Regions from separate parts of the Homo sapiens genome. Here region 2 is linked to region 1. A link is a loop called in an ENCODE intact Hi-C map of the cell type or tissue named here. Cell type or tissue: B cell. All regions are shown on one strand. Links, peaks and the distances in the headings refer to the core of each region. The heading gives the core; the rest is flanking DNA. Region 1 has its middle 26 kb from the start of ARHGAP25. Region 2 overlaps ARHGAP25 (Rho GTPase activating protein 25).

Region 1 (5,382 bases), core at 189-5,188:
GATCTGTCACACGAAGTGCAACTAGTTTAGTTGTTAGAAGGCTATTCCTTTTCTCTGTGTGCCAATCAATTTAGTATCAGCATCCCTGCACGATACTGGCCAAGCAAAGTCAGACACTGGCGAAGCTTAGCCTCTTTATCAATCTGAAGGATAGTCCTGAATGCTCATATTAAGTAGGTCGCTTTAGAAGTTACCAAACATCCAAACTTAATGACTTCCTTTTAAAGAAATGACATGTAAAATTTGCTCATTTGATATTCCTTCAATGACCTTGTGGACTTTTCAAACTGAAAAGTTTCAAACTGAAAAGTCCAGGATGCAACTCTGGACCTCCACCCCTCCCCGACAAATGTGTTCCTCTTCCCAGTCTTCATCCTCTCAGTCAATGGCATTGAACACTTATTGCCCACTGTAAGAAAGGGGCAAGCATCTTATTCTCCTTCTTCCTCATCTTTCTCTTTTAGTCCAACAGCAAGACCTATGACTCCTATTTCCAAAAATAGATCTGGAATCTGTCCCTCCGTTCCTATTGTGGCCACTGTGGTCCTCCTCCAGGATCTCTCCCCTGAGCTACTGCAGTAGCTTCCTCGGTGGACTTTTTATACTCCTTCTCTTCTTCCAGTGTATTCCCTTCACAGCAATCAGGGTAATCTTTTGAACATACAAATCAGGTAATGCTACTCTCTGCTTAAATCCCCTCATGGCTATACAATACACTTTAAATAAACTTCAAACTCCTAATTACCTAGGAAGCCCTAAATGATCTGACATTTGCCTATCCCTACAAATCCATCTCAACCTGTATTCCCTCTAGCCAACTGGAGTCTAGCATTGCTGGCCTTCTGTATTAGTCCATTTTCACACTGCTATAAGTGTATGTAATTTATAAAGAAAAGAGGTTTAATTGACTCACAGTTCTGCATGGCTGGGGAGGCCTCAGGAAACTTACAATCATGGTGGAAGGCAAAGGAGAAGCAATCACCTTCTTCACAAGGTGGCAGGAGAGAGAGAAAGAGTGAAGAAAGCCACATGCTTTTAAACCAACAGATCTTGAGAAAACTCACTCACTCTCATGAGAACAGCAAGGGGGAAATCCGGTCCTATGATCCAACAGGCTCCCACCACATCCCTACCCTGACACATGGGGATTACAATTTGACAGGAGATTTGGGTGGGGACACTGAGTCAAACCATATCACCTTCTCTCTTCCTGGAGCACATCAACTGATCTTCCAAGGACTCTGAGAATACCCTTCTCTTTGCCATTTTAACTAAGTCAGCTTCATTCCCACCCTCAGATCCCTCCGTTGGACTCTTCCCCCCAGAGTTTATAAGTGCATGACAGTGAGAGTTCATGCCCATGTTGTCTACCATTATATATCTAGTTCTAATACAATGCCTGAAACCTAGAAGGCATTCAATAATGACCTCAAGGCCTTCATATCTGTGTTTTCTGTTCTGAAGTACCCTTCCTCCACATATTCACACCACTTGCTCCTTCATATCAGTTCCCTGAGCTCCTCTCCCCTGTCACCTCTTCCAAGAGACCTTCCCATCACACTCACCCATAGCTCTCTTTACCTTTAGGTAAGCCTTCATTATGTGAACTATTTTATATATTCCCTTAAGGAACATGAGCTCCATGAAGGCAGTGGCTTTGTTCATTGCTTTATGTCCAACACTGAAAGTAGCACTTAGAACATAGTGATACTTCATAGACATTTGTTGAATGAATGAATGTAGAAAGCCAGGGAATGTAACATTAAAATCCAAAGTGAAATTGCTGTGAAGAAGACTAGAAAATAAGTTTGCATTAATTGCCAATTATTAGCAGCGTGAGAACAGACTAATACAAATGCAAACTCATTTTTCAAAAAACTCCCTGATTTAAAAATTACAGGTATATGTATAAATATATGTGTATGTGTCCATATGTAGACACAGACACATAGTAACAAATTATAACAAACCAGTGTAACAAATCAGTATGGTTTTGTAGTGTGACAGTTGACTGTAAAACAGTATTAATATGCTTTGTAAAGAACGAAGGGTTGCCGGAAGGTATTATATTATGTGTTTATAATATCTTCCTAGATAGAAAAAACTATGTAAATCTTTTGTTCCCTTGTCCTATGTGTGCTTTGACTGACCCATGACTACTTGGGCAAATTTTGGACTGCTTCCTTTGGTAGGAAATAACTGAGACCATACATTTGTAAGGCATCTATCTGGCCAAGGTCATGGACATAGCCTAGAGCCTTGAAATCATTTTTCTTGGGGAGCTCTAACTAGTGTAAATAGTGCTCTGGCCAATGACAACCAACCTTTTAGTCTCTGAATCGACATGAAAAAATCTCTTCTTTTGCCAGGGATGGATTTGATCCATAGACCTCAGGACTATGGGCTCAGTGTGCTCTGTGTGTCATTCAGCACTGTGCCCTGGCTTCCCTGCCATCATGCACAATGAATGGCTGTGAACAGGTTGGGAGTTGTTGGGAAAGGCTAAGACCTGTCTTCCCAGTTGATGTGGACCGGACTTTCCTACCAGCTCACATTTGGCAAGAAGATGGCCCTCGATGTGTACAAAGCTCAGATGCAATTTTGTCACTGGGTGGGTCAGCTGGCTGCTCACCAGCTTCAGAAAGAATGCAGTGGAACTAGGAAAATCTTTAGGGACAAGAAATAAGAAAGCTCAAGATGAGAAAGCAGCAAGATCTTTGGAAATTTGGGTATATTGCTGAAAATCTCTCGGAATTGCTGTTATTGGTTCCTGAAAATCTTTTAGGAGAATAGGAACCATGAAGAAAAGATAACATAATTAATAACATTTTTGTTGTTGTTCGAGGAAACAAAGCTATAGGTCCCATTTAAATAACCAAACATATTGAGTCAGGTTGATCAACCGTTCTCCATTTCTTTCCCTACTAAGCCTGAATAAGTGATATAGGTTTAAACTATGGCAGTCAGAGTTTGCATTAAACCTAACACATAGCTTCGGGACCAGAGTAAACATGCCTCAGTCTTATTTCTTTGTGGGGTGGGCTGGAGAATCTGTGTTTGAATTTGGACTTGCCACGGGGAGGCCCCTCTTCCGTTCTCATCTTTTGAATCACCAGGTTCCTTGAGAAGCCAAGATCTGTCTTCCTAGTTGATGTGGACCGGACTTTCCTACCAGCTCACATTTGGCAGGAAGCTGGCCCTCCATGTGTACAAAGCTCAGGATGGGATCCTGAGGGGACAGGTGGTTTTCTGAAAGACCAGCAGAGGGAGCTAAGAAACAAGAGTTTTTTCCTTTTGTCAACTATTCCCAGTGGTTACCGATGTGGATAAACAGTCTTTTCTCTACCAGGTTATGATCTGGAACATATTAAACCAAGATCCAAACACCCCGTAATTTGGCAAGTGAGTGTGCCTTGTGTATCAGTCACTCTGTGCCTCCCTGAGCCAGCCATGTGGTCTTTGTCTCTGAGTGCTAGGAGGACAAATGCAACACAGGCCAGTCTATGTGGATGTCTGCACTGCTTTATGATCCTCCTGGGGTGGAGGCAAAGAGAGCAGAACCCAATCGCATTTTGGATTATGAGACTGTTTCGCCAATAGATTTCTCCTCAATTCTTTTGTTCTAATAAATTAAAGAATGGCTTTCCTTAAGGTAATAGTGTTAACCCTTCTGAGATGCTTTATAAAAGAGTCTGATGACAATCTCTTCATAAAGGAAGCAGCCAATTACCCAGGGCAGATAGCACGGGGTTGATTTTATGTTAGGTCAGTCAGCAAATGGACCAATCAGGTAATTTACAAATTAAAAAAAAATAGCCATAGAAAGGCAGGAAAAAAATAATAATTCAACCCAGAATTGCAATTGTAAAGAGAAAAAGAAATGCTTTTTAAAAAGTACATAAATTTGAATTCTCGAAGAAATTCATCTATGAACAGAATCCATTAAATCTCCAAACAAATGGACTAATAACAATAATTTTGCACTAATGGAAGACCTCCAGATTATTTCCTGGGCATTAGTGGGGAATGATGACTAGAACCAAATGGAACATAAGTATTATTTGAATCAGTCTTTATTCTTCAGATGTGAATGAAATAATGATTATGGACTGAATTGGGCTAAAAATAACTACAGAGCTTTTATTTATTTACTTACAGAGTCTCCTGCAATGATTCAGACTTGGCTTTACTGGCTTCTTCCATAGATAAGCACCAGCCTAGGAGCTCTCAAAGTTGTTCCAGCTAAAGGACACACTCAGCTTTTGGTCTACAGTGACTTCCAGCCTAAGTGGCTCTGGACACTGCTGGAACCCCCCGCTCCATCTCCCTCCATAAATATGTCTCTGCAGCAGGTGAGTGACAGCTCCTTCTCAGAAGGTCAGAGTCCTCAGTCATCTGGTGATTTCACAAGGCTCAAATATTTGGTCCCTGACATAAACTTGGTGGCTTTTTCTAGTTCTTATATAACTGAGAGTTAGCTAGGGGGCTGCCTGCTGCTTGAGATGGAGGCAAAATTGGCTTCAACTCTCTAATAAATGGGCCTATGGAAAGTGAAAACCAAGATCTCTGCTACATCTCTCTAGTGTGGACTCACCTTATATGGTTCTCAGAGTCTTTTCTGCCTCCTTGGACTTCCACTTCCTCCCTGGTTGTCTAGGTCATCCTATGTCAAACTTGAACTTGGCCTTTTAAGTTTCCACCACAACAAAATCATTCATACAGAATGCAGCCCCCTCCCTCTCAATGGCACCCATTTAACTTGCCTTCTTTTCTGTGCTGAATTTGCCGAGGAAATCCAATGTCTTCTCCTTTTATTTGTAGTGCATTCAGCTGCTTTCTCTTCAGCCTTGGTGCTGACCTTCATGAACATCCATGGTGCTGGTTGTGGTGGATGGGGGAGGAATGGAGGTGAATTTTCCCATAAGTCCTTCTCAAAGTATTTCCAAAGGGGAAGAGTGACTTTGCTAAGATAAATTTTGGTGCAAACCACAGGTTGATATTTTGCCAACCTCATTATGATGATTTTAACTCAATTATTAGTATTTATTTTCATTTTGAGATGGAGTCTTGCTCTGTCACCCAGGCTGGAGTGCAATGGCATGAATTATTAGTATTCTTGAAAGAATAGCTACTCTCACCTCCATTAAGCTCCATTCACAACCTCCATCTTTTTAAAAAATTTTTTTAATATACTTTAAGTTCTGGGATACATATGCAGAACGTGTAGGTTTGTTACATAGGTATACATGTGTCATGGTGATTTGCTGCACCCATCAACCCGTCATCTACATTAGGTATTTCTCCGAATGCTATCCCTCCCCCAGCCACCCACCCCCCGCAGGCCCCAGTGTGTGATGTTCCCCTCCCTGTGTCCATGTGTTC
Region 2 (5,382 bases), core at 101-5,100, 67 kb after region 1:
GGAGCTGGAGGCTATTTATCCTAACTAACTCAGAAACAGAAAATCAAATATCCCATGTTCTTATTTATAAGTGGGAGCTAAACAATAGGTATACGTGGACATAAATATGGGAATAATAGGCACTGAGGACTCCAAAAGTGGGGAAGGCAGGAGGAAGGTGAGGATTGAAAAATTACCTGTTGGTTACAATGTTCAATATTTGGGTGATGGATACACTAGAAACCCAATCCCCACCATTAGGCGATGGACTCATGTAACAAACCAGCACGTATACCCCCTGAATATATTTTTCAAAATCAATGAGGAGATGTTGGCAATTTAATGCATTAAAGATAGGAAAGAAGAAAGAGAGGAAGCTTGATGATGGAATGACATTTTGAAGTGAAGAGGGAAGTTGAAGAAGCTCTCAGTGATGACTCCCATCCTTTTAGTAGGAAGTAAAGTCACCTGTTGATAAAAACAGCAAGAGTAACATATACTTACCTTTGACCAGGGACTGTGCTAAGTGGTTTGCGTATGTTTGTTTAATCTCTACAACAATTCCATAAACAAGGAAGTATTATTATCCTAATTTAGCAAGTGAGGAAGCCGAGGCTCAGAGAAGCATAATTTATCCACCGTCAAAAAGTCAGGAAAGGTAGAACTAGTCTCCAATCAGGTGAAATGAAATGGGTCGGGAGCAGAGTTGATAGCTTAGTTTAGCTGTGTCATGAGTGGTCCAGGGATGGACAAAAGCTGAAAAAGGGGGTTGGAAGATGGAGCCTTCCTCCAGCAACACTTGGCAGAAGGAGAGGGGTGCAGACACTGGGTATTAGCAAGTGTGGAGGGCAGTGCAGGCCAAGGAGACAAGGGCATCATTGAACTGGCTGGGAAATAAGATGGGGCTCAGAAGGAAGTGTTGAATGGGGACCAGGGTGATCGATGGAGCGCTGTGGAGGGAAGGAAAGGAGAGCATGGTCCTGGGTGGGGGTTACCATGGAGACAAGATGTGGAGGTACAGGCTGGACTTACTCGAATGACAGGCAGAACTCCTGTGTGAAAACAAAAGCCAAATATACCATGCTGAGTGCATGCAGGTTCAAGGGGCTCTGGCTTCAAATCCTGCTTCTGAGTTCTATTGGCAGTGACGATCTAACTGTAAAGGTCATAGGAAGGCAGCAGCAGTGAGCGCCTTGTACAGCATAAAGGGCTGGGATACTCTCCGTGGGCAGGGGACAGAATGGCACTGGGCAGGAGAATTCAGAAGGTGCCAACTCCCTGCAGGCTGGCCCTGTGGCCGGGGGCTGGGGTTTGAGTGGGGTCCGCTGGAGGGGGCCTGCGTTCCACAGCGAGGTTGGAGCTAACAGCTTCTGTCTTGCGGCCCCTCCTCTAGCCGGCCGCTGTGGAAGAGTGCCCAGGCAGCTTCCGGCGGCCTCTGCAGCTGCGTGGGACTCACCCCGAGCCTTCAGAGTGAGGCATTATTTTCTCCTCTCTCTTGTCAGATACTGACTCCCACGCAGGAAAAAGGAAGCACCTTTTGTCAGATGCTGTGGCCACTTCCTCTTCAGAAGGCTCCAGCCAACCTTTCGGTTTGCAGAATGACGGGGCCCGCCGCGGTGCCGGACTGCCTGTGCACGGGGCCACCGACTGCAGCCTGGGTTTTATTCTTGGCCTGGCCCTGACCGGGAGCTGGCCCCTCGGCTGCTTCTCTGGCTCGGGGGGGACTTTCTCTGGCTCAGATCCGGACCCCTGAACTGGACCTGGTTGTCGTCCCCCCGCTTCTCAGCCCCCTCTGGGGTTCCTCTCTCCTCTCCGCCCACTCTTTGCTCACTGCCCCATGTCCCTCGGTCAGTCGGCCTGTCTGTTCCTCTCTATAGCTCGGTCAAGGAGTGTGATGACTGGCGAGCAGATGGCTGCCTTCCATCCATCGTCCACCCCCAACCCGCTGGAGAGGCCCATCAAGATGGGCTGGCTGAAGAAGCAGAGGTCCATCGTGAAGAACTGGCAGCAGAGGTACTTTGTGCTGAGGGCGCAGCAGCTCTACTACTACAAGGATGAAGAGGACACGAAGCCCCAGGTACCAGCCAGGCTGTTTGTCCCGTTCATAAGGCACGGAGGAGGCGGGCCTGGAGCCCGCTGGGATTTCACTTAAACTCACAGGGGCCTTCTCAATAGGACCAGACACACCCATTGGAAAGGAAATTGCTTTTCCCTTTACACCATTTTCTAGATACATAAACTGAGTTGCAAAGATGACAGAGTGGTCCTCCAGGAAGCACCAGGACGGGCACTGTGGAGTTTCCTACACATGGCTCTGAGTCAAGACTGGCAACAGGGCGGTGATGGTAGTGACACTCAGTCAAGGGCTCAGAGAGAGTGGATTTGGGTTCAGGAAAACCGATTTTGGGACTCATTGATTTGTTTGTTCAGTAAGTATTTATTGAGCGTTTATTATATGCCACACACTGTTCTAGGTACTTGAAATAAACTATGAGCAAAACAGATAAAAATCTCTTCCATATGCAGCTTAGAATGTGGAGGAAAAGACACATAAACATAACAAATAAGAAAAGTATGTAGTTTGTTAGAGAAAAGATTAGTTCTATGAGGAAAAAATAGGATGAGCTAGCAGATGTCACGAGTTAAGGGAAGATGTAATTTTAAAAAGGATGGTCAAATGACCTCATGAAGAGGGTGACACTGGGGCCGAGACTAAAGAGGAGAGGGAATAAGCTGGGTAGATCTCTGGGGAAAGAGTGTTCCAGGCAGAGAGAACGGCCGGTGCTAAGGCACCAAAGGGAGCATGTCTGGCCTGGCTGCGGAATAGCAAGGAGGGCACTGTGGTGGGAGCAGAACTAGCAGGTAGGAATCAGAGGGGATGAGGTCTGAGAAGCAAGAGGGTAGTCAGGGGTCAGGGGCACAGACTGCTGGGGCACTGCAGGCCACTGTAAGGACCTGAGCATTCACACTGAGGGCCACAGGGAGGCATTGCAGGGCTCTGAGCAGAGAGTGACAGTTTTTGGTTTAAATTGTAAAAAGACAGCTGTGGCTACTGTGCTCAAAAATAGAGCCAGAGGAGACGCAAGTAATCTAGGTAAGGGGTTATGATGTTTAGGGGCTCAGTAGGAGTTGTGGGCTGGAGGAAAATGGTCAGCTTCTGGATATACTTTGAAAGTAGAGCAAACAGGATTTCCTGATGCAGTGGATAAGGCTGTGAGAATGGGCTTTAATCCTAAATCTTGGGCCTAGGTCTCTTCGGCCAACCTCATTGCTTTTTTGGCCATTGTGGTGTGTGAGAATAAAAGAGGATGCTCTGAACAATTACGCCAGGACCCCAGGTGCAAACTGGATGTCTCAGGGCATCCAGCACAGCTGTCACCCACCTAGAACTCATGTGTGTGGAGATGGAAGTATGGGCTTGGCCAGAAGGAGCTTATTTGGGATGACAGACTCTAGAACCTTCTGGAGCCAGAACAAAATCCCGAGAAAGGCAAGGACAAGAAGTGTGTAGATATTGGGGGTGGGTGGGACCAAAATGAAAAGCTCATTTTGGAAGAGGACTGTTTTCTTTAAGGGCAGGCTTGAGGATCCATTGCACATCAGCAGGACTTGGTTAACCAGTTCCTCCACTTAAGGGCTCTGAACTCTGGAGTCTCTGTCACTGCAGAGGCCAGGGAAGGATCGCAGGGACCCCACCACAGATGGGGCTCTTGCCTCATGTTCTGTGCATGGTAACCAGCCTTCCTTCTCTTTATAAACACCCCAGACCTTATTAAAGCCAAGCAATTCCAGGCTAAGATGGCGGTTGATATGTTAAGACGATGGAGGAAGTCCTCCTATCTGCAGAGTGTAAGGGAGACGGCAGTAACGCTTTGGCCACCCCAGATCAATGAAAGGGGCAGCTGAGTGTGTTTCCATGAAGTGTAGAGGGTGAGAGGTAGTTTATATAAAAGGATGTGTTCTTTTCCTGGTTCCACCACTATTTGGCCCTGTAATTATTTCATTTTTCCGGACCCCGCTTTATTCTTTTATAAAATTAGACAATACTACCTGGCCTGCATTTGTCACAGGATCAAATGATATAAAGCAGGTATAAAAAACTGTTTTGTTAAAACATAAACTAATGTCAAAGGGTAAAATAAATATCTGAAGGTTCTTGCTTCTCCTCCTTACTTCTGGGAGGAAGAAACCCAAAGCCTTCTCAGGACTAAATTAGCCTGAGATAATTAGGTAACACTTCTAGGATGACAAGGATAATTTATTTTGAGGAAATCTATTGATATAATACATCGGATCAATAGGTCAAGTAAGCAAAACCACACAACCCTTCAATAGATGGCTGAAAAATGCATTGATAAAATCCAACACTCATTTCAGATATGAAAAATAGAAAAATAAAACCTTTAGGAATACAATAATAATTTCTTAGAAAGAATAGTGTATTTTACCACATGTTGATATGTATCATTTGATTATAAAAGCTTTAAAAATTATTCACAATCCCATTAGTAAGAAATAGCCACCTATATCCCCTCCACTTTCAGCCTTCCCTATACATATGTATTTAGGAACTCATCTATTGTAAATGCAAAATTAGTATAATAAATATTATTTAATGAAAAAATTAACAATATATCATGAATTTTGCCCCAACACTAAATATGATTCTACAATATAATTCTTAGTTATGTCAAAGCAATCTATTATATGAATGTTCCATAATTTATTTAATTAATTTTCCACTGTTAGGAATTTGGGCTGATGTTTATACTATTATCACAAACAATAATTAAGTAGATTCCCCACAGCATTGTTTATATTAGTGATATGACAACAATGCCCAGTGGTAGGGGCTAACTTATATTAGGCTACATTTATATATCTATACAATAAAATACAATTCAGACATTGATGCTCCTAATTAATACTTTTTGAAATGGAAAAATGTCCATAACATTACTGTCTTTAAAAAGCAGTTTACAACAGAAGATGATGTATATACTAATCCCATTCTTGAAAAAAAAAGCATGAATCTGTATTTATAGAAAAAGGCCTAGAAAGACATACACAGAAGTATTAACCGTGGTTATCTCTGAATACTGGGGTTACACATACAATTTCTAATGTCTCTTTAAAAATATTTTTATAATTGAAGTGTAATCATTGTAAATTTAAAAAGAATGCACACAAACATCCTATCCCCCAAGATACCAAAAAGCAGAAACATCACAATAATCTTGGAGCCATCAGGCGTAAGGGCCCTCACATACACTGATGATGTGTGTGTTGGTTGGTACAACCTTTCTAGAAAGTCATCTGGCCAGATTTACTAAACACCAAAAAATTGTCATACCCTTAGACACAGTAATTCTGGGTCTACGAAGTTCCAAAAGAAATAATAAG

Evidence for each region. Peaks named below come from ENCODE experiments on the same cell type or tissue, not always from the same donor. Only the 100,000 strongest peaks of a DNase experiment are listed, where the experiment ranks them.
Region 2: it touches region 1 in a loop (3-fold over the local background); 3 of 110 quality-filtered maps call a loop at or near these places.

What each region holds. Positions count from the first base shown.
Region 1 is chr2:68,706,347-68,711,728 of GRCh38, forward strand. It overlaps a transcript of ARHGAP25 not described here. Among named protein-coding and RNA genes, the nearest start is that of ARHGAP25, 26 kb to the right of the region's middle. In B cell, for the core only: a CTCF peak has its summit at 3,287 (motif pointing right); a DNase peak (open chromatin) is centred at 3,345.
Region 2 is chr2:68,773,365-68,778,746 of GRCh38, forward strand. ARHGAP25 (Rho GTPase activating protein 25) reads left to right here. Exons shown (of 11, transcript NM_001007231.3): 2 at 1,857-2,056. Among named protein-coding and RNA genes, the nearest start is that of ARHGAP25, 41 kb to the left of the region's middle. RefSeq lists enhancers at 1,369-1,468, 1,499-1,588, 1,609-1,658. In B cell, for the core only: CTCF peaks have their summits at 2,849 and 3,050; DNase peaks (open chromatin) are centred at 1,477, 2,809 and 2,910; H3K4me3 peaks cover 4,981 bases; H3K27ac peaks cover 4,893 bases.